Linked DNA regions of Homo sapiens: region 2 is linked to region 1. Evidence: chromatin loops called from intact Hi-C (ENCODE). Cell type or tissue: sigmoid colon. All regions are shown on one strand. Each heading gives the region's core, and the rest is flanking DNA. Links, peaks and the distances in the headings are about the cores only.

Region 1 (15,965 bases), core at 4,310-12,309:
GAGTTGGAGTCTCACTCTGTGACCTGGAAATGGGTACATGGTTTCTTTTTTCGTTTTTTTGAGACAGAGTCTCCCTCTGTTGCCCAGGCTGGAGTGCAGTGGTACAATCTTGGCTTACTGCAAACTCCACCTCTCAGCTTCAAGTGATTCTCCTGCCTCAGCCTCCTGGGTAGCTGGGATTACAGGTGCGCGCCAATACAAATACAAAAAATGCCCGGCTAATTTTTTTTATTTTTAGTAGAGACGGGGTTTCACCATGTTGGCCAGGCTGGTCTCGAACTCCTGACTTCAGGTGAACTGCCCGCCTCGGCCTTCCAAAGTGCTAGGATTACAGGCGTGAGCCACTGCGCCCGGCCTATTTGGCATCTCTTAATCTGTTTATGCCTGAGATTTTTACAGGGCTGGAACACTGCTGTCACACCCACCAACCAAGAGATATGGTCGCCCGTCACTTCTGTCTTGGTTGTGAAGCATTGTTGCTCTTTATATGGGGCCCAAGATGTGCCGGCAGCTAAATCCCATTAGGGAGGGTCACTCCTGGTCGCACAGAGGCCCAGGCTGCGGAAATGACTGGCCCAGGTGACTTGGTGACTTAGCAGGCAGGCTGAGCTCTAACCTAGGGCTACTGGCTTCTGATCCCAGAGGGGCTCTTTCTAACCACACCAGCCCAGCTGAACTTGACTTCCGAGGTCTCTTCCCAGGGAAGATATGGGGACTTTCAGCTTTGTAACCCCACCCCTGGTACTTACTACACTCAAGCTCGAGGGAATGCACCAGAACCTGCCCCTCCGCCCCCCAACTTTTTCAAAAGACAGGGTCTTGCTGTGTTGCCCAGGCTGATCTTGAACTCCTGGGCTCAAGCAGTCCTCCCACTTCAGTCTCCCGAGTAGCTGGAACTACAGGCATGCGCCACTACGCCCAGCATGGCCCTCTTTTGTGAAAGCCTGGAAGGGGGCCCTCCTGGGTCTGCGGGTTAGGGAGTGACACCCTGAGACCCCCCCCTTCTCAGAAGCTGGACAGGATGAGGCACTAGTACTCCTGGCCAAATGCATGATGATTTTAGGTGGGACACAGGTGAGCCAGGTTTTATTTTTGTGGTTATTTACTTTCTGTAAAGCCTTAGGGGGAAAAAAGTATAAGTAGCCCATCAAACTTGGCTTCACCAGGTCGTGGTAGAGTACTTTCATTTCCAATGAATAATGAATGTCTGTTTGTGAGGCCCTCTTATAAGATTTGTAAGGCAGCTATTAGGTAAGTGAATGTGAAGATAAAATGCGTGGAGATGGCAAATCCTCAGGGATCTGGGAGCCTGGGATGAAATTTGGCAAATGTGGCCTCCGTGGAAGCCGCTGGAAGCCAGAGCCCACAGTTTCCTCCACCCTGAGCTTCCTGGTTACAGCCGCAGGCAAGCTCTGCTGATGGGCTTGGAAAGAGTGACTCCCAGCTGGCCTGCGTCGGAGGTCAGAGTGACCGGGAGCAGGCGCCGTGCCTGCTGCTTGGCGCGCCACGCCCAGCCTGGTCAGCAGCTCCCATGGCCCTCGGTGGCCCATCCCTGTGGCCTGCACATGGCTCAGGGCTCTCCTCCCCAGACCAGGAGTTCCCAGGCTCTGGCTCACTCCCTCTGCCGACATCTGAGGAACCCCCCAAAGCCGGGTCTGCAACACCCCTCCTGAGTCCTCCCCCACTGCCCTGCCACAGCTTCTTGGTGGGACTCTAGGGGGCGAGGGGGTGCAACTGGACACCCATTTCACAGATGCCCCCCCCAGCCAACTGGTACATCTAATGCAGCACAAAGCTCAGACCGCCAAGACTGGGAACGGGGACCCCAGCTCTGCCACCTCCCCTCCATGCCTCACTGAAGCCTTGTGCAGATTGAACAAGCTGAAGTAGAAACGCGCTTGGAGCAGGGTGTGGCATACAGGAAGCACCATGTAAGTGCATGTTCCTGCCGCTGCTGCGGTTAAGCCTCTGGGCTCTTGGCCACCATCATTCCTCATTCTTCATTCACTTGCATTTTGGGAGCATCTCTACTCTAGCTCTAAGGCTCTTTTCTTTTGAGAGAGGGTCACGTCACTGTCAGGCTGGAGTTCAGTAGCACGATCATAGCTCACCGCAGCCTCGAACTCCTGGCCTCAAGCAATTCTCTCGCCTCAGCCTCCCGAGGAGCTAGGATTACAGGTGCACCACCACGCCCAGCTAATTTTTAATTTTTTGGTGGAAATGGGGTCTTGCTATGTTGGGAAGGCTGGTCTTGAACTCCTGGCCGAAAATGATCATCCTGCCTCAGCTTCCCAAAGTGCTGGGATTACAGGCATGAGGCACCGTGCCTGGTCATGTCAGGCTTTGGATGTGTGGAGAGAGCAGGCGCTGTCTGCAGAGGACACAGGCAGGTGGCAGGATGATGTTTCCACCCATCCTCAGCTCCTTCCTCACTCTGGCCTGTGCCCAGCCAGGGTGATGGGGTGGGGTGTCCAGGAGCCCAAGAAATGGGATGGAGACCTTTGCATCAAGCATGTCTGAAAGGAGAATCCGCCCTGGCTGCGAGATGGGAGTCACTGTTGTTAGTGCTTCACTCTGAGGCACCTCTTCTACGGGACGGGTCCCCAGGTAAGGGCCAGGAGGAGAGTCTGGGACACGTGAAGGCCTGGCAGGTCACCCTTGCACCCTGCAAAATGTGCTATCCTTTCACTCAGAATTGTCTGAGACAGGATCCTGCTCTATCACCCAGGCTGGAGTGCAGTGGCATGATCTCGGCTCACTGCAACTTCCACCTACCGGGTTCAAAAGATTCTGGTGCCTCAGCTTCCTAAGTAGCTGGGACTGTAGGTGCTCACCAACATGCCCGGCTAATTTTTGTATTTTTAGTAGGCATGGGGTTTCACCACGTTAGCCAGGCTTGTCTTGAACTCCTGACCTCAAGTGATCCTCCTGCCTCAACCTCCCAAACTGCTGGGATGACAGGCGTGAGCCACTGTGCCCAGCGAGAATCTCTTCTTGATAGCTGATAAGCCTGACCCCTTTCAAGCATCAGGGAGGGCCATGGCCAAGTGTGCGCAGCTGAATGGGTTCCAGTTTTAGAGGTGCCTGGATAGAATTGCCCCTGGGTCCTAGGGGCTCATTCTTCCAGGGGAGAAGGAATGGGAAGGGACCAGGGAAAGTTTCAGGGAGAAAATGTTTGCAAAGGAGTCGGTGTTGGGATAAAGCAGGGAAGGCGTCCCAGGACGGGGGAGCTGGCTGTGCAAAGGCCCTGGGGCATGAAGGAGCCTGTGATATCAGCTCAACTGGGTGGCTTGAAGCCCATCAAGCTCTTATTCTTTACAGATGGGGTAAGGCTGGGGCCAGCTCAGAGATGAGTGAGCTGCCCTGTTGGAGCCCTGGGCACTGTACCTCCCCCCACCCCCACCACCCCAGCTCAAGCCTGGAACATCCCTGGTTTCTGTATGAAGTGTTTCAGTGCCTCACTTTATCTGTAAGGAATGTTATCATCTGGGGGCTACAGAAGAAGAAAAGACCAAGCCTCTTAGGGATTCCTGTGTTCGGTGCCCAGCCAGAAGGGCAGCTCTTCCCCAGGTCTGGGGGTGAAGGTCCCATCCCCTAGAGGCTGGCCCCTGTGAGCAGAGCTGCCCTCATGCCAGCCCCTGCTGACCCCCTGCCTGCCTACGTCCCCCTGGGCAGGCCCATCTCTGGGGCCACCCCAGCAGGGCCATGGGCTGCCCATCTCTCCCTTGAATACCACCACCCTTTTGTTCTTGTGGGGTGTGGCTACCTTTTTTTTTTTTTTTTTTTTTTGAGACGGAGTGTCGCTCTGTCGCCCAGGCTGGAGTGCAGTGGCGCGATCTCGGCTCACTGCAAGCTCCGCCTCCCGGGTTCACGCCATTCTCCTGCCTCAGCCTCCCAAGTAGCTGGGACTACAGGCGCCCGCCACTACGCCCGGCTATTTTTTGTAGTTTTAGTAGAGACGGGGTTTCACCGTTTTAGCCGGGATGGTCTCGATCTCCTGACCTCGTGATCCGCCCGCCTCGGCCTCCCAAAGTGCTGGGATTACAGGCGTGAGCCACCGCGCCCGGCCGTGGCTACCTTTTTACTTCTCTGTGAAGAGATGGTGCTTCAGGGAAGGGAAGGAAAGTCAGGGGTGACCGGGACATGTGGGCACTGATCAGTTCTCACAGCTGCCTGGGTGGCAGGCCTGGCCAGCCCCACGGTATGGAAGAAACTGAGGCTGAGTCACATGGGGTTGAGTGAGGTGGCACTGCTTCTGAAGTTGGTGACTGAGAGTCATCCTCTTTGCCCTGGAGCCCCTGCTGCTGTTCCCTGGCACTGGAGCCCCTTGTGACATTTGATGCTCAGAGGGCCAGGAGCTGTGGTAGGCTGGGCTGGGCACTACCGGCTCGGCTGCCTGGGACTCCCTCTCTGCTACCCACGCTCCCAGCTTGCTGGGTGCAACTGGCCGTTTTTGGTGGGAGCTGTTGTCCTTGGAGGCAAGGGGGTCAGGGGCGGGAGTACCTGGGTGCTTCCAGTCCCTGTCTTTCCTCCAGGAAATCTTTAAATCTGCAGGTAAAGCACATAGTTCAAAGCCACCCCCAGAAAGTGTTATTTTAAATTGTAAAGTATGTTCAGGCCAGGTGCAGTGGTGCGTGCCTGTCATCCCAACATTCTGGGCAGCTGAGGCGGGAGCATGGCTTGAGGCGAGGAGTTTGAGATAAGCCTGGCCAACATCGTGAGATCCCATCTCTACAAAAAATTTTAAAAATTAGTCATGTGTGGTGGCATCTGCCTGTAGACTCAGCTGGTAAGTCTGGTAGCAGGTCTTTAAGTGGAAACAGTTGTTTTCTTTTCTTTTCTTCTTTTTTTTTGAGACAGAGTTTCACTCTTGTTGCCAGCCTGGAGTGCAATAGTGCAATCTCTGCTCACTGCAAACTCCGCCTCGTGGGTTCAAGCGATTCTCCTGCCTCAGCCTCCCAAGTAGCTGGGACTACAGGCACCCGCCACCATGCTCAGCTAATTTTTTGTATTTTTAATGGAGATAGCGGGATTTCACCATGTTGACCAGGCTGATCTCGAACTGCTGACTTCAGGTGATCCACCCTCCTTGGCCTCCCAAAGTGCTGGGATTACAAGCATGAGCCATGCTGCCTTACGTTTTTTTTTTTTACTTTTTGAGACAGAGTCTCACTCTGTTGCCCGGGCTGCAGTACAGTGGTACAATAATGGCTCACTGCAGCCTTGACCTCCTGGGCTCAAGTGATCCTCCCGCCTCAGCCTCCCAGGTAGCTGAGGCTACAGGTACGCACCACCATGTCCAGCTAATTTTTAATTTTTTGTAGAGATAGGGTCCTGCCATGTTGCCCAGGCTGGTCTCAGACTCCTGGTCTTAAGCAATTTGCCTGCCTCAGCCTTCCAAAGTGCTGAGATTGCAGGCGCGAGCCACCATGCCCGCCCCAGATAGCCATTTTCTACCCTGTGTTTCCATCCCAGCAAGTGTTCAAGCTATAAACATGCTTTGGGTTTTTTTGCTTGCTCGTTTTTTAGTTATTTATTTATTTATTTTGAGATGGAGTTTTGCTCTTGTTGGCCAGGCTGGAGTGCAATGGCATGATCTCGGCTCACTGCAACCTCTGCCTCCCGGGTTCAAGCGATTCTCCTGCCTCAGCCTCCCAAGTAGCTGGGTGGCCATCACCACGCCCAGCTAATTTCATATTTTTAGTAGAGACGGGGTTTCACCATGTTGGCCAGGCTGGTGTAATCCCAGCACTTTGGGAGGCCAAGGTGGGCAGATCATGAGGTTAGGAGATCGAGACCATCCTGGCTAACACGGCGAAACCCTGTCTCTACTAAAAATACAAAAAATTAGCTGGGCGTGGTGGCGGGCGCCTGTAGTCCCAGCTACTCAGGAGGCTGAGGCAGGAGAATGGTGTGAACTCAGGAGGTGGAGCTTGCAGTGAGCCAAGATTGCGCCACTGCACTCCAGCCTGGGCGACAGAGCGAGACTCCGTCTCAAAAAAAAAAAAAAAAAAAAAAAAAAAAAAAGAAACAACTCCTGACCTAAGGTGATCCACCCGCCTTGGCCTCCCAAAGTACTGGGATTACAGGCATGAGCCACCGCACCCAGCCTTGTTTTTTTTTTAAATAAAGAGACAGGGTCTTGCTCTGTCACCCAGGCTGGAATGCAGTGACGTGATCACAGCCCACTATACCCTCAAACTCCTGGGCTTGAGCCATCCTCCTCCCTCAGCCTCCCGAGAAGCTGAGTCTGTAGGCAGATGCCACCACATGTGGCTAATTTTTAACATTTTTTGGAGAGGCAGGATCTCATGATGTTGCCCAGGCTTTTCTCAAACTCCTCGCCTCAAGCCATGCTCCCGCCTCAGCTGCCCAAAATGTTGGGATGACAGGCATGCGTCACTGCACCTGGCCTCAACATACTTTAAACTTTAAAATAACACTTTCTGGGGGCGGGTTTGAACTAAGTGCTTTACCTGCAGATGTAAATGGCAGCTCCTCAACCTAATGACTGTGTAACCTCGGGAAAGTTTATCAATCTCTCCGAACCTTAGTTTCTCATCTGGCAAATGGGGGTAGTAACAGCACCATATATTGAAGGATTTAATGCATATAGAGCCCTTAGCGCAGGGCCTGGCACCAAGTTGGCCCCGGGCACGGCCATAGCCACTTCGCCTGACCGTCAAGGCAACCTTGTGAGATTCGTGTTGTCATCAGGCCCATTTTCTAGTTGACAAAACTGAAGCCCCAAGCAAGTAAGTGCTTCCCCCGAGGTTAAGTCATCATTTAAAAATCCTGAAATAATGGCGCCATCAAGGGGTTCAGGTGGAGTGACCACCACAGCCCCTCCCGTCCCCTCACCACACTGAGGGCTCTCGGCCCCCCTGCAGTGACGTCCCCACTCCCAGCCTTCCCTGGCCCAGAAGCCCACTCCTCTCCAGCCCCCGACTCTGGGGCAGCCCAGGGAGCCTGTGCTGCGAATGCCACCTCTTCTTGGGAGCTTTCCCCTCCCTATGACCCTGTCCCATTGTGAGCCATCATAGTCATTACCCAACTCCACCCCACCCAGTTTCCAGGAAGTTCAAAGCAGCCCTGGACCCCTTTCCGCCCTGCCCTGCAGGTGTCCTGACACACATGTGACCTGGCGTGGCCAGATTCCACGAGGGTGTTTAAGCGTTATTTATTTGCTTTACCGCACATGTGGACACACAGCCGTCTGCAAGAATTCCTGGGCTGAGCAGCGTGAGTCAGCGCTCCGGTGCATGCCTGCGTGCGGGTGTCTGGGTGTACGTGAGCCCACCCATGCATATCGGCTTGGTAGAGTTACATCTTCATTATGGAAAATTTCAAAAATGCACAGTGGAGAAGACCGAGCCGCCATTCCGGCATCCCCGCCCTTGCTTCGGCAGCAGAAGCACTTTACCACTCTAGTTTCACCTCTTTGCAGGCTCCCTCTCCGGCCTCTTCCCTCTCTTGGCTGGAGTATTTCAAAGCGAATTGCCGACATCATACCATGCATGTCATTTTTTAAAACTTTAAATTTTGAAATCATAATAGATCCACAGGAAATTGCAGAGATTACCCAGTGGCCCTGTGTACCCCTCACCTATTTCCCCCCAATGGCTACATCTCACATGATCTACAATATCCAATGTCCAATATCATTATCTGTCATATCAAAACTTGGCAATTGACATTGGTATTAATAGAAAGCGCGTGTATAGTTTTTGGTTTTTACTATTTTGAGACAGAGTCTCTCTCTGTCACCCAGGCTGGAGTACAGTGGTGCAATCTCCGCTCACTGCAACCTCTGCCTCCTGGATTCAAGCAATTCTCATGCCTCAGCTTCCAGAGTAGCTGGGATTACAGGCGCCCACAACTACAACCAGCTCATTTTTGTATTTTTTTTTTTGGACAGAGTCTCGCTCTGTCACCCAGGCTGGAGTGCAGTGGCGCAATCTCGGCTCACTGCAAGCTCCGCCTCCCGGGTTCATGCCATTCTCCTGCCTCAGCCTCTCTAGTAGCTGGAACTGCAGGCACCTGCCAACACGCCTGGATAATTTTTTTGTATTTTTAGTAGAGACGGGGTTTCACCGTGTTAGCCAGGATGGTCTTGATCTCCTGACCTCGTGATCTGCCCGCCTCAGCCTCCCAAAGTGCTGGGATTACAGGTGTGAGCCACCACACCTGGCCTCATTTTTGTATTTTTAATAGTTATAGGGTTTCACCATGTTGGCCAGGCTGGCCTTGAACTCCTGGCCTCAAGTGCTCTGCCCACTTTGGCCTCCCAAAGTGCTGGGATTACAGGGGTGAGCCACCGCTCCAACCTGCATGTATAGTTTTATGCTGTTTTGTCTGTGTAGATTCACACAAACCACCATTGCAACAAAAAACAGAATCACCCTATCACCACCAAGATCCCCAGGCAGTCACACTCACCCCATTCCCCCACTGTCCCTGCCCCCCAGCAGCCATTAATCTGGTCTTCATCTCTGTAACTTTGTCATTTGAGAATGCTATAGAAATAGAATCATCCAGGATGTGACTTTTGAGGTTGGCTTTTTTCCCCAGGCAGCATAAACACCCTTGAGATCATCCAAGTAGTGGCGAGTATCGGCAGCTCATTCGTCTTATTGCTCAGTGGTGTTCCGCGGTGTGGAGGGGCCACGGTTTGCTGAACCGGTCGACTATCGAGAGGCATCTGCGCTGTTTCCAATTTGGAGCTGTTATGAATAAAGCTGCTACAGGTTTCCATGTGGACATCAGCTTTCATTTCTCTGGGATAAATGCCCAGGAGTGTGATTGTATAAATGTCTAAGTTTATATTCAGTTTTCAGGAAACAGACAAGCTCTTCTCCAGAGCGGCTGTGCGGGCGGATCATTGTCGGGGAGAGGGGGGCGGAAAGTGAAGTATTTGTTGCTGGGGGCCCAAGGAGCTGGCCCTGGTGACCCTGAGCAGCCCGCGTTCGGCTCACACTACGCAGCACTCACCGTGCCCTGGGTGCTGTGCTGTTACAGCATGTGACCCCTGTTACAGGATATTTAGTCCCCACTTTACAGAAGAGAAAACTAAAGTTAGCAGGCTGAGCAACTGGCCCCAAGCCACTGCTAGCAAGTAGGAGCATCAGAATTCAAATCCAGGTCGGGCGCAGTGGCTCACGCCTGTAATCCCAGCACTTTGGGAGGCCGAGGCGGGTGGATCACCTGAGGTCAGGAGTTCAAGACCAGCCTGGCCAACATGGCGAAACTCCGTCTCTACTAAAAATACAAAAATTAGCCAGACGTGGTGGCAAGCACCTGTAATCCCAGCTACTCGGGAGGCTGAGGCACGAGAATTGCTTGGACCCAGAAGGCGGAGGTTGCAGTGAGCCGAGATCTTGCCACTGCATTCCAGAGTGGGCAATAGAGCAAGACTCTGTCTAAAAAAAAAAAAAAATTTAAATTCAGGCTGGGCGCAGTGGCTCACGCCTGTAATCCCAGCACTTTGGGAGGCCGAGGCGGGCAGATCACTGGAGGTCAGGAGTTGGAGACCAGCCTGGGCAACATAGTGAAACCCCGTCTCTACTAAAAATACAAAAATTAGCCGGGCATGGTGGTGCAAGCCTGTAGTCCCAGCTACTCAGGAGGCTGAGGCACGAGAATGGCTTGAACCTGGGAGGCAGAGGTTGCAGTGAGCTGAAATTGCACCACTGCACTCCAGCCTGGACGACAGAGCGCGACCCTGTCTCAAAAAAAAGAAGAATTCAAATATAGCCCCATTGGGGTTGATATTCAACCTTGTTGGGTGGCAAGAATTGGTGCTGAATGTTTTGGGGAGACAGTGGATAGACCAGGGGAGTCGGGGGGAAGTCCCTGGCATGAGGAATACAGACCCCACTGACAGGAGGGGAGAAAGGGGCCTGGCTTCTTCTCTCTCCTGGCCAGGCTGACCCAGCTCCTGCCCCCTGATCTTTGCCTGATGTCCCTCCTCTCTCCGTCACAGGGGAAGCTGTTGTTCTGTTGCTCCTGGGTCCCCTTGGTCTCGACATGTGCATCTGTCTTCCCTGGCACTCAGTCCTGTGGGGGAGAATCCTTACCCAGCCCCGTCTGCACCTAGAACCTCCAGCATCCCCATCGTCTTGGGAAGCGGGGGTAACACAGAAAACTTACTCTTTGTTCTTCATCCCACCCTGCAGCAAGCTCTGAGTCTGCACCCTCTTTGTGGGGTTTTGGTCTGGTGAGGGGCTATTGGTGGTGAGGATGGCGATGCCTACCCTCTGCTGGGCTCAGTGGCTGGCGCTTGAGTATATGATCTCACGTGACTGGCATGACTGCCCTGCAGCAGGTGTTATTACTGCTGCTTTAGAGACACACAGTGGGGGGCTCAGCTAGATGAGGCTCATCGAGCTCGCAAGTGGCAGAGCTGGGATTTGAAACCATGTCCATCCGACCCCAAAATCTGAGCTAAGCAGTTAGGAAGGGTGTTTGTTTGTTTGTTTGTTTGTCTCCCTCTGTTGCCTAGGCCGGTGCACAGTGGCGTGATCTCAGCTCACTGCAACCTCTGCCTCCCAGGTTCAAGTGATTCTCCTGCCTCAGCTTCCTGAGTACCTGGGATTATAGGCATGCATCACCACACATGGCTAATTTTTTGTATTTTTAGTAGAGACAGGGTTTCACCATGTTGACTGGTCTTGAACTCCTGACCTCAAGTGAGCTGCCTGCCTTGGCCTCCCAAAGTGCTGGGGTTATAGGTGTGAGCCACCGTGCCTGGCCCTGGAAGGGTGTCTTGTCAATGCTGCTGGAGAGGGCTTGTCTTTCATGCCCAGGATGGGGCAGCCTGGGACTCAGGCACAGGTTGCCCAGCTGCCTGGCTGTGAGTCCTCAGGGATCCAGGTGCCCTTCAACAGGGACCTCACTCTGCTCAGGAGCCACTGGAGCAGCTCCGTGTGAACCCCATGGTTCTGCTCTGCTCTGCCCACGGCTCTTGGGTGAAGCCTCTACTCTGGCCTGAGGTCCCAGGCCTGCCCTTAAGTCACATCTCACCCTCCTAGCTGTGTGAGCCCAGGCAGGCGGCTCAGGCTCTCTGAGCCTCCTCACCTCTTCCAGGAGGGGAAATCAGTCTTTTCCATTTCAGGAAGGCCCAGCCGTGGATACTCTGTTGACCCGAAAGACACTAAGTGGTCAGAAGGGGGATGTTGAGCCTGGTGGGTAAGGTCCCTGTACCCCTAGCCCCAGCCCTGGTCCCTACACACAGTGTGACCCAGAACAAGTGGCTTTAGCTCTGGGCCTCCTTTCCCACTTAGCAAAGATGGCCCTTCTGACAGGTTTGCATAGCTGGCCCAGGAGGCGGCTTTTTGTGAATCATGAGGTGCTACACGTGTGTGAAGCTTTTCTGGTTCATCAAGCTACAAGCTTGGGACTGTGTATTTTTTATTTGAGTCTGCTTCTTTTTTGTGGCTCTGATTTTTGTTGTTTATTTAATTTTTCTGTAGAGCCGGGTTCTCAACTATGTTGCTCAGACTGGTCTCAAACTCCTGGGCTCAAATGATCTGCCTGCCTCTGCCTCCCAAAGTTCTGGGATTACAGGTGGGAGCCACTATATCCAGCCTGATGTTTTTTTTTTTTTTTTTTTTAGACGGGGTCTCACTCTGTCACCCAGGCTGGAGTGCAGTGGCATGATCTCAGCTCACTGCAACCTCTGCCTCCTGGGTTCCAGCGATTCTCTTGCCTCAGCCTCCTGAGTAGCTGGGACTACAGACACCCGCCACTACACCCAGCTGATTTTTAATAGAGACGGGGTTTCACCATATTGGCCAGGCTGGTCTCAAACTCCTGACCTTGTGATCTGCACACCTCGGCCTCCCAAAGTGCTGGGATTACAGGCGTGAGCCACTGCGCCTGGCCCTGATTTTGTTTTTTAAGGCTTAGCTGGGCAAGTGTATTTCTAGTCAAATTACAGTATCTGTACAGCTGGAGGAGTGGGGAACAGGATCCCTTCCTCCATTCGCTTGCTTTGGTTTGATGTTTCCTGAGCATCTGTTGTGTGCCAGGCCCAGTGCTGGGATGGAGAAAGAAGCCAGGCAGGGCGTCAGCCCTAGAGGTGCCCATGGTCCCCTGGGGTATCAGGAGTAAACAGCCCATCCAATCCAGGGTGACGTGCACAGCAAATGAGGGGTGTTGCAGGAGGGAACCTGACCACCCTCCAACACCAGGCTAGGTGGAAGAGGGCTGATCAGGGAACTTCCTGGAGGCACAGGAACCCCAGATGAGTTGTAAGAGATTGAGGGGATCTGGGTAGGCAGAGAAGTAGAGAGGGGACCTTCCAAGCAGAGGGAACAGCATGAGCAAAGGCTGGGGTGTGAATTGCAGGTGTGTGAATTGCCCAAATCCCCTCCCCAGGGCTCTTCCTGCTGGGTGATGAGGTTCACCTTAATACTGGGCTGCTCCTACCACACCCAGTTTGCACCTTGGACCAGTGAGTTGTCCTTCTCTGTCCTAAAGTTTTCCAAAACCATCCAGCCGTTTGTCTGTCTGGCTATCTATTATCTATTCATTGATCTATTCACCCATCCATCTATTAATTCATTTATCTATGCATGTATTCATCTGTCTCTTCATTTGTCATCTATCCATCCACTTATCCATCCATATAATCCAGCCATTTATTTATAAAGCATTCATCCATCTATCCATTTGTCTATCCACCCATGCATCCACCTGTGTATCCATCTAATCATCTGTTTCTCCATGTCTCTGCTTGCCTGTCCATCCATCCATCCATCCATCCATCCATCCATCCATCCATCCATCCGTCTGTCTGTCCATCCACCTATTTATCCAGCCAGCAACACATCCAACAAATATCTGTTGAGTGCTGACAATGTGCCAAGATCTGCTGGGCAGAGCCTTGCTGGGGAGGTGCAGGGGAAGTGATGAGCAGATGTGGGCTGAGGTTTGCCTCACTCCCTGCCAGGGCCCTGCCCAAAATGGGCACAGACTTGCCCCGGGGGTTCCTCCCCGTCCTGGGCTGCCTGGTCTTGTTAGGAGGGAGGCGGCCCTCACCTCTGGGCTTGGGAAAATGTCCCTGGCATTCTACTCTTGAGAGTGTCACTGTATTAGTCCATTTTTCTACTGTTGTAAGAACTGCCTGGGACTGGGTAATTTATAAAGGAAAGAGGTTTAATTGACTCATAGTTCAGCATGGCTTGGGAGGCCTCAGGAAACTTACAGTCATGATGGAAGGCAAAGGGGAAGCAAGCACCTTCTTCACAAGGTGGCAGGAAGAACTGCCGAGTGACGGGGGGCAAGAGCCCCTTATAAAACCATCAAATCTGATGAGAACTCACTATCCTAACAGTACCGGGAAATTGCCCCCATGATCCAATTACCTCCGCCTGGTCTCTCCCTTGACATGTGGGGATTACAATTCAAGATGAGATTTGAGTGAGGACGCAAAGCCAAACCATATCCGTCACCTACGCAGACAGTGGGTGAGAAAATGCACCCAGACTGCAGAAGGCCACACACTCCCCAGGTCACCTGCCTCCCTCCTGCTCCAGCCTCAAACATCACCCCTTGCTGCCTTTCTATGGACAGATGTGAACTCTGGGCCATCCTCAGCCACTGCTGCTGATCTATTAGCTCTTCTTCCTCATCTCAGGTCTTTGGGTTTCCAGACAAGATGCCAAATATTTGTGCTGCCCCCTGAGCATTTTTTTACAAGATGGGATCTTGCTATTTTGGCCAAGTTGATCTTGAACTCCTGGCCCCAAGCAATCCTCCCACCTTGGCCTCCCAAAGTGCTGGGATTACAGGCATGAGCCACAATGCCCAGCCCCACTGATCTTCTTGTAGCCCATTCTCAACTAGTCCCAGAGCCTCAAGGCAGCCTTTTTAGCTCTTGGGAAAGCCAAAGTTATTGCTAACCTCACTGTGTAGCCCTTCTCATGTCTCTGAACCAGCAAACTTATGACCTGGGCTTATATCTGTTCACTTAGGATGTGAAAATACCAACCCACCGCCTCTCAGGTTCAGAGGGTTCCAGGGTGCAGATGGGGCTGGGTTGGGGTGCCCCCCACTACAGGACCAAGGTGCCAGGAAAGGCAGGGCCACCCATTGGGGCCAAGGGGACCCAGCCAGCACTAGAGCAATGGCTCTACCTGTGATGGACAGAGGAGGAGCCTGGGGCAAAGACTGGGAGGCAGGACTGGGTCAGCCTGGCCAGGAAATAGCAGGAGCCAGGCCCCTTACCCTGCTCCTGTCAGTGGGGTCTTTGTTCCCCCTCCCAGGCCCTCCTTCCCAACACCCATGGTCTGCTCGCTGTCCCCGAGGCCACAGGGCATGGTGCAGAGCTGACATCATTTGATGTGTCTGCAGCAGTCACCGGCTGTGCAAGATGACATTCTTAGATCACTCCAGGAGCTGGTACGTGTGTCCAGGTGAGAGGTGAACTTGGTGACTTTCATAATCAGGAAAAAATATTAAGCTGCCTGTACCCACGCGTTTCAGTTTCCTAGGGGTGTTGTAAAAAATCACCACAAACAGGGCAGCTTAAAGCACCAGAAATGGATTTTCTCAGAGCTCTGTAGACCAGAAGACAGAAATCAAGTTGTCCAGCAGGCCCACTGGGTACACTCACAGGTAGCTGGGGTGAGGATTTCAACATATCTTTTTGGGGAATATAATTGGGCTCACAACACCATAGGGCCCTGATTTTGTTTAAAAACCACATTGGTGGCTGGGTGCAGTGACTCACGCCTGTAATCTCAGCACTTTGGGAGGCCGAGGCAGGAGATCCTCTTGAGTCCAGGGGTTCGAAATCAGCCTAGGCAACATAGCCAGACCCTGTCTCTACAAAAAATTAAAAAATTAGCCAGGCTTGGTGGTGTGCACCTGTAGTCCCAGCTCCTTGGGAGGCTAAAGGAGGAGGATCACTTGAGCCCAGGAGGTGGAGGCTGCAGTGAGCCATACCCGTGCCACTGCACTCCAGCCTGGGCCACAGAGTGAGACCCTGTTTCTAAAAAACTTTTTTAATTTGAAAGACAAAAAAACACACACTTTCATATGTTCCGTTTCTTGATCCAGATGCTTATTACATGGGAGTTTTTGCCCGAAAATTCCATCAAGCTATACATTTATGATCCATGCATTTTTCTGCACATATGTTATATTTCAATCAACGTATTCTAAAGCACACACATGCTGAAAACAGCCGACCTACCATGGGGTTAACAGAGGCCTCCCCTGGGGGGTAGGTTTATGGATTTCATTTTTCTCCGTTATGTTCCAAGTTGTCTGCAATAAGCCTGCATTCACTTTGTGGAATAAAAAATACATGTATGTCATTAAAAAAGTGCTAGAGATGGCACATTCCCTCTCAGATCCTTCCCTGCTCCCAAAACTATTGTAAAAGGAGGTGAGGATTCGAATGGAAATTTGGCTGCCTCAAGATTCTTTCCAAATTAATATTTTTAGCACGATTACGCACCGCTTCAAATGTCCTGCTAATGATATGTTGTCCTGATTATCCAAACTGTCTTTCTGCGGAGTGATTTGTGTGGCTCCAGCAGGAATCTCACCTGTGTCCTCTTCCGGAGGGCGAGGTAATAATAGGACTGACCTCATGGGTGGCCAGGAGGCTTAGCTGGGATAATGCACATGAAACCCCATGCACGGGGCTCTGGCACAGGGGACCGGCTGCCTCAAGTACCCTCCTGATTAGGGAATGCCCAGAGAGCGGCCCAGGTGCCTCAGGGTCCTCGGTTCATGGCTCAGTTTATTTGGGGAAGTCTGAGACCCTCCCCTGTTCCATGTTGTCATCCCTGCGGGATGGACAGGGATGCTGGGGGCTGCCCTTCTCTGGCATGTTTTCCCGTTTTGCTCCCCCACTTTTTAAATTTAAATTTAAATTTTTATTTATTTTGTTTTTTTGAGATGGAGTCTCACTTTGTCACCCAGGCTGGAGTGCAGTGGTGTCATCTCAGCTC
Region 2 (15,965 bases), core at 7,299-15,298, 54 kb after region 1:
AAAAAAAAAAATTCCCACTCTGGTTTTCTACAAACGCCAGAGCTGCCGGATGGGATTTACTCAGACCTGTTGCTGTAGTTCTTTTTTGTCATTATGCGATTTTGATCAGATTTAAAATGGTTTTTTAGTCATTGGTTTATGGTTGCCTCTGCCCATAAGCGTCGGAACCTCACCTGTCTTGATTACGATACAGCTCATGCTCAGTCCCCAGCGCCTATGAACAGTAGGTACACAGGTAGTGAAATGAATGAACATCCTCCAGAGAACAGGAGGAGCTGCACAGTTCTCATCTGTTCTCAATGAGTCCCTTTCTGTCACCCTCTCCTCTCCTTTGCCAGTCACCCTATAACCCTTCATGACAAGGCTCTGTTAGCGTAAGTACACCTTGGGTCCTGTTAGTATAAGTCCCTGGGTGTCAACCCAACACACACTGGAGGTTCCGAATCTCTGGGTGTTTTGAGTAAAGATGATCCTTTGGCAAAGCTAATGGAGTTCTGTCTGAGCTCAGAGGGACTGGGCGCCATGAGTGAGTGGTTGGCAATGTCTCCCGTGGCCACCTGCCATGTTGGGCATTCCTGGTCTTGCTCTGTGTCCTTTGCTAACCAGGGAACCTCTGTTTTTAAGACTGCAGCCCTGTCATCTGCTGGGATATCACAGTACACTCAGAATCCAGGACAAAATGGTGGGGCCAAATAAAACAACTGTGGGCGCTTAGGGAAGAAGGGAAGAAGGCTTAAGACAAATGTTTGTGTTTTTTTTTGTGTTTTTTTTTTTGAGACGGAGTCTCGCTGTCTCCCAGGCTGGAGTGTAGTGGCGTGATTTCGGTTCACTGCAAGCTCTGCCTCCTGGGTTCTCGCCATCCTCCTGCCTCAGCCTCCCGAGTAGCTGGGACGACAGGTGCCCGCCACCACGCCCGGCTAATTTTTTGTATTTTTAGTAGAGACGGGGTTTCACTATGTTAGCCAGGATGGTCTCGATCTCCTGACCTCGTGATCTACCCGCCTCGGCCTCCCAAAGTGCTGGGATTACAGGCATGAGCCACCGCGCCCGGCCAAATGGTTATTTTTTTTTTTCAAGTGCTCATGACCCACGTCAGCTGGGGTCATCTTATTTTTGGAAATTCAAACGAAATGGGCTTGAATCTTGTCTCACATGCCAGGGAAGACCCAACTATCCTCGGATTCTTTCCAGGGATTGGAGGTGAGGGGCGCACTTCTGTCTCACCCAGACACCTGAGGCTCTATAAATTCCTGCGTCCCCTTAATCAGTTCTGCTTGGGCACCTTTTTGCTGGCCTCAGGAGAAGGCTAGCCGTCATAGCCATCGGAGGCATGGAACGTGTGCAGTGACACAAGCCCATGCTGTTGCTGTCTTCAACTTTATAATAATTTTTGAACAAAGGGCTTCCCGTTTTCATTTTGCCCTGGGTCCTGCAAATTAGGTAGCCAGGCCTGCCCCTCTCAGGGGCTGTTCCCTTCCTTCCCCACATTGATTCTGCCCCAGTTCATCCATTCTCCCCAAATCCCATCCCACACAAGGATGTGGGTGCAGGAGACTTGGAAGCTTTGGGACAAAAGAAAATGTTGAGCTCTCAGACAAAGAAACAACATCAAGTGCGATGCTGCCTCTAAAATACTCAGTGGGAAAGAACACAGGCAAAAGCCGAGCGGTGTCGAACCTGGATGATGAATACTGGATGCTTGTTACATACCACATACTACTTTCAGGTATGGTGGGAAATTTCCATAATACATAGTGGTGGGGTTTTATTTATTTATTTACAGACAGGGTTTGGCTCTGTTGCCCAGGCTGGAGTACAGTGATGTGATCATAGCTGACTGTAGTCCCATCCTCTTGGGCTCAAGTGATCCTCTGGCCTTGGCCTCCCAAAGTGTTGGGATTACAGGTGTGAGCCATCACTCACAATTTAAACTCTATAATACAAAGTTTAAAAAGGCGGGCACAGTGGCTCACGCCTGTAATGCCAGCACTTTGGGAGGCCGAGGCAGGCGGATCACAAGGTCAGGAGATCGAGAACATCCTGGCTAACATGGTGAAACCCCGTTACTACTAAAAATACCAAAAATTAGCCGGGCGTGGTGGTGGGCGCCTGTAGTCCCAGCTACTCGGGAGGCTGAGGCAGGAGAATGGCGTGAACCTGGGAGGTGGAGCTTGCAGTGAGCTGAGATGGCGCCACTGCACTCCAGCCTGGGCGACAGTGCGAGAGTCCATCTCAAAAAAAAAAAAAAAAAAAAAAAGGCAATAAAGGCCAGGCACAGTGGCTCATGCCTCTAATCCCAACACTTTGGGAGGCTAAAGTGGAAGGATCACTTGAGCCTAGGAATTCAAGACCAGCTGGCAACATGGCAAGACCTCATTGTTACAAAAGATAAAAAATTAGCCAGGCATAGTGGCATGTGCCTGTGGTCCCAGCTACTCGGGAGGCTGAAGCAGGCAGATGGCCTGAGCTCAGGAGTTCAAGGCTGTGGTGAGCTGTGATTGCACCACTGCACTCCAGCCTGAGTGACAGAGCCAGACCCCGTTTCAAGAAAATAAAAACAAAAATTAAAAATAAAAAGGCAATATATTAAGACTTGCCCCTGGCAGTTCCTCAAAATGATAAACATAGGGTTGCCTTATGGCCCAGCAATTCTACTCTGACCTATATGCCTAAGAGAAATGAAAGCATCTGTTTACACAAAGACTAACACATGAATGTTCATTGCTGCATTATTCATAGCAGCCAAAAAGTGTAAACAACCCGTATGTCCATCACTGACAGTGGTTAAACAAAATGGTGGCCCATCCATAATACAGAATATGATTCAGCTGTAAGAAGGAATGAAGTTCTGATCCATGCTACAGTGTGGCTGAACCTTGAGAACGTCCTGCTAAGTAAAAGGATCCAGTCACAAAGGACCGCATTAATTGTGTGATTCCATTTATAGGAAATGTGCAGAATAAACAAATCCACAGGGGCAGAAAGTAGATTTGTGATTGCTCAGGGTTGGGGGCGTTGGAGGATTAGGATGCGGGAGGGTTCTGGGTTTCTTTTCTTTTTTTTTTTTTTTTTTGAGATGGAGTCTCACTCTGTTGCCCAGGCTGGAGTGCAATGGTATGATCTCGGCTCACTGCAAGCTCCGCCTCCGGGGTTCAAGCGATTCTTCTGCCTCAGCCTTCTGAGTAGCTGGGATTACAGGTACACGCCACCACGTCTGGCTAATTTTTGTACTTTTGGTAGAGACGGGGTTTCACCATGTTGGCCAGGCTGGTCTCAAACTCCTGACCTCAGATGATCCGCCTGCCTTGGCCTCCCAAAGTGCTGGGCCCAGGGTTTCTTTTTGAGTTGATGGTGTTCTAACATTGATTGTGATGGTTGTACAACTCTGTGTATACACTCAAAGACATTGAATCATACATGTTAAATGGGTGAAGTGTACGTTAAGTGAATAATCTCTCAATAAAGCTGTTTAAAAAAAGAAGTCACACCTTCCTCTCTGACCCTCCTGCTAGGAATCCTTTGGCTCCAGCTCTCTGCCCTCTTGGGAAATTCCCTTTCTCTTCTCCACCCTCTCCCTACACACACACACACACACACACACACACACACACACACCCCTGCCATTCTGTCTTAAGCTATTTTCAGCCGGGCATGGCGGCTTACGCCTGCAATTCCAGCACTTTGTGAGGCTGATGCAGGAGGATCACTTGAAGCCAGGAGTTCAAGACCAGCCTGGGCAACGTAGTGAGACCCCGACTCTATAAAAGAATAAAAAAATTAGCCGAGAGTGGCCGGGCACGGTGACTCATGCCTGTAATCCCAGCACTTTGGCAGGCTGAGGTCAGGAGATCGAGACCATCCTGGCTAACACAGTGAAACCCCGTCTCTATTGAAAATACAAAAAAAAAAAAAAAAAAAAAAAAAAAGCCAGGCGTGGTGGTGGGCGCCTGTAGTCCCAGCTACTCAGGAGGCTGAGGCAGGAGAATGACGTGAACCCGGGAGGCGGAGCTTGCAGTGAGCCGAGATCGCACCACTGCATTCCAGCCTGGGCGACAGAGCGAGACTCCATCTCAAAAAAAAGAAAAAAAAAAGCCAAGAGTGATGTTCATCTGTAGTCCCAGCTACTCAGGAGGCTGAGGCAGGAGGATCACCTGAGCTCAGGAGTTTAAGGCTGCAGTGAGCTATAATGGCACCAGTGCACTCCAGCTTGGGCAACAGAGCAAGACACTGATTATAAAAAAAAAAAAAAAAAAAGATTTTTATTCTCAGTTTAAAGAATGGCTTCCACAGGCAAAGTGAACCACTGAGGTATTTTTCTGAACTACCACACTTTCTTTCCTCTTTAAAAGTTACTCAGTTGACAGCTACTAAAATTACAATGTTGAAATCCCCAGGGTATTCTATTGTGGCTGTCACCAAGAAATCCTAATAGATCTAATTTCCAAGAGCTGCAGAATTCCCTCAAAGAAGGAGGAGCCAACCTAACCTCTCCAGAGACAGTGGTCATCTGTTCCGAAACATAACTCTGTCACCTCACAGGTGGGGAGAAAAGAACGTTGCCAGGGCCAAGTTCATGATGTTCTAACTGAAGGATAAGCTTTTGCTCTGGAACAGGAGTCAGGAAATACGGCCTGTGGGCCAAGTTTGGCCCACTCCTTGTTTTTGTGAATAAAGTTTTATTGCAACACACAGCCACATCCGTTTGTTTGTGTACTATCTGTGGCTACTTTTGAGTTAAAATGCCAGAGTTGGTCGGGCACGGTGGCTCACACCTGTAATCCCAGCACTTTGGGAGGCCGAGGGGGGTGGATCACGAGGTCAGGAGATGGAGACCAGCCTGGCCAACATGCTGAAACCCCTATCTCTACTAAAAATACAACAATTAGCTGGGCGTTGTACCCTAGAACTTAAAGTATAATAATAAATAAAAAAATAAAACACTGAGACAAAAAAAAAATTAGCTGGGCATGGTGGCGGGCACCTGTAATCTCAGCTACTCAGGAGGCTGAGGCAGGAGGATCACTTGAACCAGGGAATCGTAGGTTGCAGTGAGCCGAGATTGCGCCACCACACGCCAGCCTGGGCAACAGAGCAAGATTCCGTCCCTCCCAACCAAAAAAAAAAGGCAGAGTTGAGCAGCTGCAACAGAGACTGTATTGCCTGCAAAGGCTAAAATCTTCACAATGTGGCCTTTTACAGAAATGGGCTGCTGACCCTTGGAATGGAAGATCCAGGCCTGAGCCCCAGTTCCTCACATGCCGGGTATGTGGCCTTGGACGTCAGTGCATCTCTCTTTCCTCATCAGTAAGCTGGAGATACCAATAATCCCTTTTTATATGTTGCTTATGCAACTGAAATGACTGACTTCATACAGGTGCAGCGCCTAGTACATACAAAGCATTCAATACATATCGATGGTTATGATGTTATTTAGAAAGTGAGGACAGCTTCTGCTTCACAGCATTATTTGAAACAATGGATCATACCTGTGCAAACAGCTGGCAAAGAACATTATAAAAATATATTGGCCAGGTGTGGGGGCTCACGCCTGTAAACCCAGCAGTTTGGGAGGCTGAGGCGGGCAGATCATTTGAGGTCAGGAGTTCGAGACCAGCCTGGCCAACATGGTGAAACCCCATCTCTACTAAAAATACACAAATTAGCTGGGCACGGTGGTGTGTGCCTATAATCCCAGCTACTGAAGCTGAGGTGGGAGAATCACTTGAACCCTGGAGGCAGAGGTTGCAGTGAGCTGAGATGGCACCACTGCACTCTAGCCTGGGCAACAGACTGAGACACTGTCTCAAAAAAAAAAAAAGTTTTGTTATAAATATCTTCTAGGCTTTTGAAACCATTCTTTGCTTCTTAGTACCATTTAGGAGTTTTGAGTGTCAATAAACTTCCAACTTCAGAGGAAAAGGAATCTTTCCTTCAAACCCTCTCATTAACCAATTCAGAAGACCATAACCCATGACCCCTGGCTGGGTCTTGAACCTGCCTGAACTAACATCCAAGTATTCTTTGGGCTATACTCTGCCTCTTCCCCACTATAGGCACTCGAGAAGCCAAGCCCATATGCCTTTATTTTTAATTTAATTATTTTGAGATGGAGTCTCACTGTCACCCAGGCTGGAGTGCAGTGGTGAGATCTCGGCTCACTGCAACCTCCGCCACCAGGTTCAAGCGATTCTCATGCCTCAGCCTCCTGAGTAGCTGGGATTACAGGCGCACGCCACCAGGCCAGGCTAATTTTTGTATTTTTACTAGAGACGGCATTTTACCATGTTGGCCAGGCTGGTCTCAAACTCCTGACCTCAGGTGATCCACCTGTCTTGCCCTCCCAAAGTGCTGGGATTACAGGTGTGAGCCACCGCGCCTGGCCTCCACATGCCTTTAAATACTTGTGTTACCTCTGAACCCCCCACCAGAGCCCGTTAAGCAGGAATCTACTCCAAGGTGTGGGCACACAGGTTTGGGGCAGGGGGAGGGTCTTAGGGGACCCTCAGGGGCTGTCCAGAAGTCTACTGGGGGATGGAGGGTGGTGTTCGGGATGATTGACATCTGACACTGCACCACTGACTTGCTTCCCTGGAAGGTGTCATTTAAGTAGGTTGGGTCCGGGGAGATAGAGCAGTCTCCGATTCACTGGCTTCATGTTAAAACTATTAACTGAACATCTAACACAGACCAGGCCCTGAGGATACAGCAATGAAGGAGTGATGCCCTCTGCCCTTAGCAACTGCCCCGCCTGCCTTTTAATGTTGGCAATTCAGCCCCATAAGGAGTCTTCACATTCTCCCAGGATCTCAGTCCTACTACAAAACACCATCCTGATGACTTGGAAGGTGACTGTGGGCCTGGCTGTGTGATATATGGCTGGTAGGAGTTAAGAGTGACAGCTCTGGAGTACTTTAGATCAGGGCAGGATTGGCTACATAATTTGCAAAATGAAAATGTGAGGCCCCTTGTTCCAAAGTTAGTAAGGCTGGAGCAAAATTGTTAAGGTGGCACTATCACAGCTCACTGCAGCCTGGACATCCTGGGCTCAAGCCAACCTACCCCCTCAGCCTCCTGAGTAGCTGGGACTACCGGGGCGTGCCACCATGCCTGGGTCATTTTTTTGTTTTTGTTTTTAAAGAAATGAGAGTGTGGCTATGTTGCCCAGGCTGGTCTGCAACCCCTGGTCTCAAGCAATTCCCATGCCTTGGCCTCAAAGCAGTCAACTAAGCGTGGGTCCCAGCCCCTGGAAACCAGCCCTGCATCTGAGGTCACACTGCTTGCCTGCTGGTTAACCTTAAATACCTCTCTTCACCGGCCTGAGCCTCAGTTTCCCCAGCCTCAGATGTCAATTAGGCTCACCTGCAGGTTGGCTGTGGCCATTAGGTGAGATGAGGGCCTGTAAAGCGTTTCGCACAGAGGACAGGCTCGGCCACATTACTGATGTTCCTGGCCTGCTGTGGCTGGCGCATTTCATCTTACAATAATAGTTCACATTTATTATTCTTATATAATAGCTAAGACTTATATAGCACATCATCAATGTCAGGCGCCGTGCTTAGTTCTTTACAGACGTTCATGTATTTCATCCTCACCACATCCCTATGCTGTGCCCTAATATTCTAGTAACTGTAGATGGGGGAACTGAGGCACAAAGAGGGCAAGTATCTTGGCAGAGGTCACCCGACCACTCAGTAGAAGAGTCAAGTTCAAACACAGGACAGCTGGCTCCCAGGTCTCTATTCTTAACCCTACCTATTGTTGGGGCTCAGAAAACGGTACCCCAAAATATGGCTCTTTGATGTGCTCAACTGAAGCAGCCTCAAGGTCTCTCCAACACCACCCCCCCGCCCCCACCCCCAATCCTGTTTCTCCATCCTCTGTCCGTCCCAAAGCATAGGAGGAGCCTGCTATCTGGAGTTCCCTTATCTACCTGGAAACCACACCCGCCAAAGAGGAACACAATTGCCTTCGACTCCTTCACTGAAATTTCATTAACCAGAGATGAAAACTCATATCACAGAGGAAGAGAATGAAATGAAACACCACACCTGGAGTGCAGACGGACTTCATCCCAAACTATCATCTGTCCTCCGATCCCATTCGACTCCCTAAAGGAATTATTCACTGACCGTTGTCCCAGCATCAGACCCATTCATTCCTCCTAAAAATCATTTACTACCCCTGAGAGTGGCCGCATTTCCCCCATCTCCCTTCTATGACGGAAGTATTTATTTATATTTTTATATTTTTTTGAGACAAGGTCTCAGTTACCCAGGCTGGAGTGCAGCAGCGTGATCTCGGCTCACTACAACCTCTGCTTCCGGGGCTCAAGCGATCCTCCCACCTCAGCCTCCCGAGTAGCTGGGAGCACAGGTGTGCACCACCAAGGCTGGCTAATTTTTTTTTTTTTGTATTTCTGGTAGAGACAGGGTTTCACCATGTTTCCCAGGCTGGTCTCAAACTAGTGACCTCAAGCAATCCACCTGACTCGGCCTCCCAGACTGCCAGGATTACAGGTGTGAGCCACTGTGCCCAGCGATGGACTTCACTGGGTTATTGGATAATCATTCTCCCGCCACTCCCCTGGCGTTTATGCATGGTGAATAAATTCATATGCCTTTTTCTTTTTTTTTTTTTTTTTTGAGATGGTGTCTTGCTCTTGTCGCCTAGGCTGGAGTGCAGTGAGGCGATCTCGGCTCACTGCAAGCCCCGCCCCCCGGGTTCAGGCCACTCTCCTGCCTCAGCCTCCCGAGTAGCTGGGACTACAGGCGTGCACCACCTCGCCTGGCTAATTTTTGTATTTTTAGTAGAGACGGGGTTTCACCGTGTTAGCCAGGATGGTCTTGATCACCTGAGCTCGTGATCCTCATGCCTCGGCCTCCCAAAGTGCTGGCATTACAGGCATGAGCCACCACGCCCGGCTCATATGCTTTTTTCTCCTATTAATCCACTTGTTGTCAGTCATTTCTTTGGTAAAAACTTTTAAAAAATAAATATAAAATAGGGACAAGGTCTCACTATGTTGCCCAGGAACATTTTGAACTCCTGAGCTCAAGTGATCCTCCCACCTCGGCCTCCCAAAGTACTAGGATTACTGGCGTGAGCCACCATGCCTGGCCTGTCAGTTATTTTTAGCAAACTTTTAGCGGGTGAAGGGGCAGCCTTCCCTTGCCTCCTATGCTATGTGTTCTGGGAGTTGACTCATGACAGACATGTATGCATGATCCCTTCCTGAGATCCTAACACCAAGTATTCAGCGTGAAATTTCCATCGTAACGTGGGATTATTTCTTTTTTTTCCTTTCTTTCTTTTTTTTTTTTTTTTTTTGAGACGGAGTCTCGCTCTGTTGCCCAGGCTGGAGTGCAGTGGCTCAATCTCCGTTCCCTGCAAGCTCCGCCTCCCGGGTTCACGCCATTCTCCTGCCTCAGCCTCCCGAGTAGCTGGGACTACAGGCGCCCGCCACCACACCCGGCTAACTTTTTTGTATTTTTAGTAGAGACGGGGTTTCACCATGTTAGCCAGGATGGTCTCGATCCCCTGACCTCGTGATCCACCCGCCTTGGCCTCCCAAAGTGCTGGGATTACAGGCGTGAGCCACCGCACCCGGCTGGATTATTTCTTTGATTCTTTTGTCTGTCTCCCCTGACTCAACTGTGAGCCCCATGCGGGCAGGGGCTGTCTGGCTCCCTGCTGTACCTCCAGCACCTGGCACCCAGCTCCGCACACAGTAGGGCCTCAGCAGCCATCTATCCAGGGAAGGAAGGGCAGAAGCAGTGTCTAGCCACAGCAATCTGACCCAGAAGCAACAATCACAGCTCTCTTGAGTTTCTAGCCTGCGTGATTTACAAGCTTGTTTTGGGCAGGACTAGGTGGCATGCACCTGTAGCCCAACCACTTTGGGAGGCCGAGGCAGGACGATCGCTTGAGCTCAGGAGTTCGAGGCTGCAGTGAGCTTTGACTGCACCGCTGCAATCCAGCCTGAGTGACAAAGAGAGACCCTGTCTCAATTAAAAAAAAAAAAAAAAAAAAAAAGGTTGTTTTGGGGGAATCTCCAACAGCTCAGGAAACCATCTCATCGGCTCCAGGCTTTTCTCACTTGAGGTCCCCGACACTGTGCAGGTGGAAAGATTTAAGGGGCTCCTGAGAGCCCAGCCCCCATCCTGGCAGGCTGCAGGGGGTGGGTGGGGGGTGCGTTCTGGCAGCAGGGCCGGCAGCTGTCTGCAGGCCTCTCAGTGCCTGCTCTAGCTGGCCAGCGGGGGCCCGCTGCCACCCCCCACCCCATGATGCAGCAGAAAGTGAAACCGCAGTTGGCCCCTGCCGGCTGGGACTGATCACCCATGGTTTCCCTGCAAAACCAGAGTCCCAGGGGGCTGGTGGGCAGCTGGCTCCCAGGTCCGGCACAGTGAGGCCTGTCAGGCAAGTGCCCCTAGAGGCCAAGGGAGGTGCCCTGGCCAGAAAGGAGGGTGCTGAGTCATCGTGACCCTAAAATGAGAGAGAAATCTGAGCTATGGATCAATGCAGGAGTGGGGGGGTGAGGGGTCCCAGTGGTGTCGGTGAGCAGGGAAGGGTGGTTTCCCGACCCCCAAAAGGAAGATGTGTGACACCCAGTTTTGTCATGCTGGAGCCCTCTACAGATCTGAACTGGCAACTCCCCCATCTCCCCCCACCCCTCCCCACACCGACTACAGGAGTGCGGAAAATCCCTGAGATAAACAAGAATTCTCTAAAAGTGGACCTCTGAAACTTTACACACGACTTTCTGATTTCTGTCCCATCCTCAGGGCAGCTGTAGTTGCTTAATATTTTTCTTCCAAAACACCCACTCTTTTTTGTTTAACTGACATCAATTGATGGACAAAAAAAGGGCCCCTGTCTCCCGACCCTAAATGGAAAACCAACCAATTGCCTGAAGTACAAATCAGCGGTGCAAAGAATACCTACTAGAATAATTTTCACCTTTAGCCGGCGCCGCTTAAAATCAGAGATGTGCAAATCAGACTTGGGAGTCTGAGTTACAGGTTTCATGCCTGAGGAGCTGGTGGCTCAGAGAGACTGACTCACTTGTCCCGGGTGACACAGCAAGAGAGGCGCAGAGCTCGGGCTGGAATGCAGGCCTGGCTGATCCCAGAAACCCAGGCTCAGTGCTGGGCTGCCGTCTCCCCACCCATGAATTCCTCTGTGTGTATTCATATTATTACCTTCCATGTTTAATGCATGGACTCTCCAATTTTCAAAGCACCTTCAGAGCTTATACAACGTTAGAGCTTTTTATATATAACATTGGCTACATCCAAGAACCCTTTGAAGCCAGAGCAGGGGGTGCTGCCCCTCCCTTGGTGTATGGGGAAACTGAGGCAGCGAGCGGGGAAAGTGTTCTGTCTCAGGGAGCTAGCAGGAAAGCCAGGACTGCCCCAGGGCCCCCTGCCAAGGCGATGATCCCGGAGGCCCTGGCTGCAAGGACCAGGCCTCGTCAAACAGGTAACACTTGTTTCTTTCCGCTTTCCCTACCTCCCCCTACAACCCCCCAGAGCAAATGCTGACGCTGATGGGGAGCCACAGCTGTACTCCTTCCCAGGCCGGATCTCAGCGTCTGCCCCTGGAGGGCAAAAGCACGTTTAGCAACCAGTGTCTGCGCATGGCGTCTTTCAATTTTTCACAGTGATAACCGGTTTTGAGCACAAGAAGGCATCTACCAGGGACCCAGAAGGCGCTACAGCGGAAGAGTTTGGGGAACAGCTTTCTCTCTTCTTTGAGTTGCTGGAGGAACTCCGAGCTGATGTCTTTCTGGCCCAGGGACCCCCGAGGAATACTGCAAGAGCAATAAGGATTTTTAGGGGCATTATGATAGTGGAATGGAAACACATCTGCCCCCAAAAGTCCCTCATTTTCCCTGCGGTAACGAACCAGCTGGCAGGAAGTGGTAGCTCTCAGAGCACCAAGAGCCAAAACTAAAAAGGAAAAAATGTACAAAGTTAGAGCAAACTTTAAACAAGTGAGCGCTTTCATGGTGTACGGCGGCTCCGTGCAGACTCACGAAAGGGACCTCATCTTCTCAATAATTGGCTAAATAGGTCTCAGTGCAGCAGCTTCCACACAGACGTGCTCAGAAAACCACAGATCTGGAATCCCAGAGCAGGTTCCCAAAATGGATACAAGGATTATTCCCTAAAGCCAGGCGCATCATAGGAGACGTGACGTTTCCCCCAAACTTCAGATGACTGTTCCAGACCCTCATTAATGATCTAAGTTATCCTTCAACACCTCCTCCTCTGGAATGGGAGAAACTTAGTCCCCTTGGAAATGCTGATGAAAATACCTGGTTTCCACAACACGGACAGAAGGACTAAGGCTTGGGTAGGGGAGCTGAGTGGTTATCGCTGGTGGTGCAAAAGGGGCAAACCGGCTGGCGTGGGGGCTCACGCCTGTAATCCCTGCACTTTGGGAGGCCAAAGTGGGAGGACTGCTTGAGGCCAGGAGTTTGAGAACAGCCTGGGCAACACAGTGAGACCCCCCCCAAGTCTCTGCAAAAAATAGCCAGGTGTGGTGGTGTGTGCTTGTAGTCCCAGCTACTCAGGAGGATGAGGCTTGAGCCTAGGAAGTTCAGGCTGCAGTGAGCTGTGCTCACCACTGCACTCCAGCCTGGGCAACAGAGTAAGACACTGTCTCAAAAAAAAGGGGACGGGTTTTACTGCTAAGGTCCCAGGTGCCATCTCTTGGTTCAGCCACTAAGATCTGAGGACTAAGGAGTTCAGGGTGTCTTCCCCAAGGCATATAACCTTTGAGGCCCTGCAGGTGGGTGCCCCCTGTGCCAGCCAGCACCCTCAGAGCCAGGAAAGGGTTAACCCCTCCACATGGCTGACACCAGAGGAGGAGCTTACTACGCAGCCTGGGATATCACACTGGGCCATCTCAGAGAGGAGAGGCCTCTGTGAGTTCTGTGAATGGAAGTGGATTCACTGCCTTCAGATTGAGAACGGGGTGAAAAGGCATCCCCACACAGAACCGACGCCCCAGTCGCTAGCTGGCTCCTTGGCACCCGTCGCATGGCCCCGAAGCTCTGGCAGGGACTCTGGGCACCTGTACCAGTGAGCACCCGGCCATCTCGGCCAGGTCTGTGAGGGAGCGATTCTACCCTTGCCATGTGACAGCCGGCAACTAGGGCCCAGATCTCTTCTTTCAAGTAGCACCTAAAATATTCTCCGGGTGAACCTAGGGCTAAATACGGCATGGCCTACAGGTGCCGGGTCTGGACCTTTTAACGCCATTCTAAGATACGATCGAGAACCCACGAGGCCTTTGGTAGCCTGGAGTCCAGTTACTGGGGCCAAATGGGAGTCCCACGGGTTTGGCTGACTCAGGGCTGGGTGCAACTTCCTGGAGCAGGCACATGTTGGTGCCAGGGCAGAGAGGCTGCAGACAGTTTTCTTGTGTGTTTGAACCCAGAATGCCAGCCCAGTTCTCACTCTGGGCCGACCCCCAAGGTGGCTTAGTTGGTGGCCCCTTTTTCTGTCCACCTGGCCCACTTCTTTCCACTTCCAGCCTGCAGCCCGGCCCTTCCTGGCCTAGGTTTTCCTCCCAGCCTGATCAAAGCAAAAGGCTCAGCTCCCAGGTGGGAGGCCTCACGGAGCTGGAGAAGAGACCAGCAAACACATGCACGGTAACTCAGATGTGTTATGTGTTGTCTTGCTGGCTGGGAGCTACGCCTCCTAGGCCCACCCCAAGTCGAAGGATCGCAGCCCTGGTGCTCGAGAGCAAGGGCTTGGGGCTGGGCTGCAAAAGCTCAGCTTTGCCTCTGAATCTTCTAGAACCACGTTTGCACTCACACAGGACAGATTTGCTCTGAGCCTGTGGGATAGCCTCATCTGTTCCCCTTTGAGCATTTGGAAAGCAAAGTGGGGTTCTGCCCTCGCCAGAGCCCACAGGGTCACCAGGCTATTAAACCCTGCAGAGTCTCTGGGGAGGCTGACTTTGAGAGCCAAATACCCCATCTTCTGGCTGAACTGCTGCAGGCTTCGTCTCGGGAGGAAAGACCCCCAGGCACCTGTCTGGACTTGTCTGGGCACCAGTAGTGGCTCTGAGGCCACATCTGGGCCTCGGCTGGCAGAGGTCTGGGCTGTCTTGGGCACAAATGCCAATGCCAACAGGCCCAGCACTGATCTCACACGATTCCAGCAAGAGAGCCTAGATTTTTGCACATCTCTGAGAAAACTGTCATACCACACCGCACAGCTAACCTTAGGCGCAACCAGCCACTAACTCCTCTCCCTGCCCAGGCGAAGTCCCCTTTGCTGCAGTGGGGCAGCATTTCAGGGACACGGAGAAAGAAGTTTGCTTTGTGGTTCCGTAAACTCAGACGGATGATATAAAATCAGAAACCTTATTTTAAAGCTTGGTAAATATGTGCATATGTCCCCTACAACTGGGGACGCTGGAAAGGCAGCATCTGAACACTGGCTGCTTTGAAAAGAGGTCATGAGAAGGGCAGAAGGGGTCAGCTGGGCATGGGGTGATGGAGGGAACCCCAAGTCCACTCCTAAATTCTTTCAACGTCCATCTCTTTCCCTGAAAAGTCGGCTTGGCTACTAGGCCTGAAAAGTATGTTGTTTATATCATGTTTGTGAGCGTCAGGGTTTATTTTCACCTGCTCCAGATACAAGAAGCAAAAAGAACTCTACATTTTTCTGTGTTTGGGGTGCTCAGGCGAGAAAGAAAATGCCTGCTTAAAGTAACTGATCAGCAATGTTTTGTTTGTACACGCACTTTATTCTGGTGAGTGATTTTAAGTACCAAGTTTGCCTTAACTTTTCACTGCACTCATTTTTATCCTCATGGCTAAAATAGCTGTATTTGCTCCACAATCAAAATTAAAGGAGGGTGAGCTGATCGTTAGGAGGCTATAGTTGATCTGGCAAGAATTTCCATCTTTCTGTTCATAACGTTAAGTTGGGGGGTTGCTGGGAAGGGAAACAGAGAGAGTGTTCCCTTGGAGGGACTTTTCCAACTTTCATTGGTTTGAATCACCAACATATATTTTATTTTTAAGGAAGTATCATATTCATTGCAGAACCACCTCTAAATATTTTACTCCTGGCCATACCGTATTCTTTTCTATTGAAACATCTTTTTTGCCTCTCTGAGATCAGCTATGGCTTGGGGATTGCTAAGAACAAAATTCAAAGTTGCTTGTTTTTTGTTTTTTTTTTTCTTAAATCCACACTTCTTTGGGGGTTAGCGGGGGTGGGGAGGGAACAGCAACTGCTTAATGAAGTTTCTCACACAGAGGCAAAAAGAGAAAAGCCAAAATATATTCAGTGTATCCAGCAGTTCCATGCTGAATTTTTTTTTTCCTTATTGGTTGAGGGGGGTGTGTAGGAGGGTGGTGGGAAGGATCTGAAAAGAAGCTGTGATTCTTTGCTGAATTAATGATGACTTCTCACTGCAAAATGCTGATTTATAATCTCTTCACCATACTAGACTGTTTCCAGACTCAGAGGGGGGTTAAAGTTTGTTAAATGTATTCATAATTACATGCACAGTTTCAGACGGCTGAATATAAGTAATGCTTGTGCTGTTGCGAATGCTCACCATTAAAGCAGAAATTGTTTCACATTTAGCACTAAATTCTGTCTGATTTTGCACACTTAACAATTCAGTAATTTTAACATTCGGCTTCGTCGCCTCCATTATAGCTCAGTATCTTGGAGAAACAGTCAGTGTTCCGGCCTCGTTAATTCATGTAAAACACCCTATTTGTAGAAGTATCATTAAAGGCTAATTTGATGAGATATCCTTATTTAGCAAAGCAAATAGGATTTGACAGTCAGCTCCGGGTGGCGATTTAGCAAAGCACAAACACAATTCACAACGTGACAATTTCCCATCCACGCGCCTCGCTGGAATTGTGGACTCCTGAAAATTGTGCTGTTTCATCGTGTCCCATACTAAAGAGAAAGAACTCTGGAAGT

Evidence for each region. Hi-C counts contacts between places; a loop is a spot of excess contacts. Peaks named below come from ENCODE experiments on the same cell type or tissue, not always from the same donor. Only the 100,000 strongest peaks of a DNase experiment are listed, where the experiment ranks them.
Region 2: it touches region 1 in a loop (6-fold over the local background); 21 of 110 quality-filtered maps call a loop at or near these places.

The regions. Positions count from the first base shown.
Region 1 is chr16:14,355,902-14,371,866 of GRCh38, reverse strand. It overlaps LINC02130 (long intergenic non-protein coding RNA 2130), which reads left to right and starts at 1,601. Exons shown (of 2, transcript NR_131191.1): 1 at 1,601-1,931; 2 at 8,572-8,758. RefSeq lists enhancers at 7,012-7,513, 14,617-14,666. In sigmoid colon, for the core only: no CTCF peak of the experiment used is centred there; a DNase peak (open chromatin) is centred at 9,016; H3K4me3 peaks cover 915 bases.
Region 2 is chr16:14,305,217-14,321,181 of GRCh38, reverse strand. All of the region lies in intron 1 of MIR193BHG (MIR193b-365a host gene), which reads right to left. MIR365A (microRNA 365a) reads right to left here and starts at 11,897; the gene lies at 11,811-11,897. RefSeq lists enhancers at 10,165-10,304, 10,405-10,524, 10,316-10,610, 12,497-12,546, 13,342-14,026 and 1 more and a silencer at 10,436-10,730. In sigmoid colon, for the core only: no CTCF peak of the experiment used is centred there; no DNase peak of the experiment used is centred there; H3K4me3 peaks cover 1,216 bases; H3K27ac peaks cover 818 bases.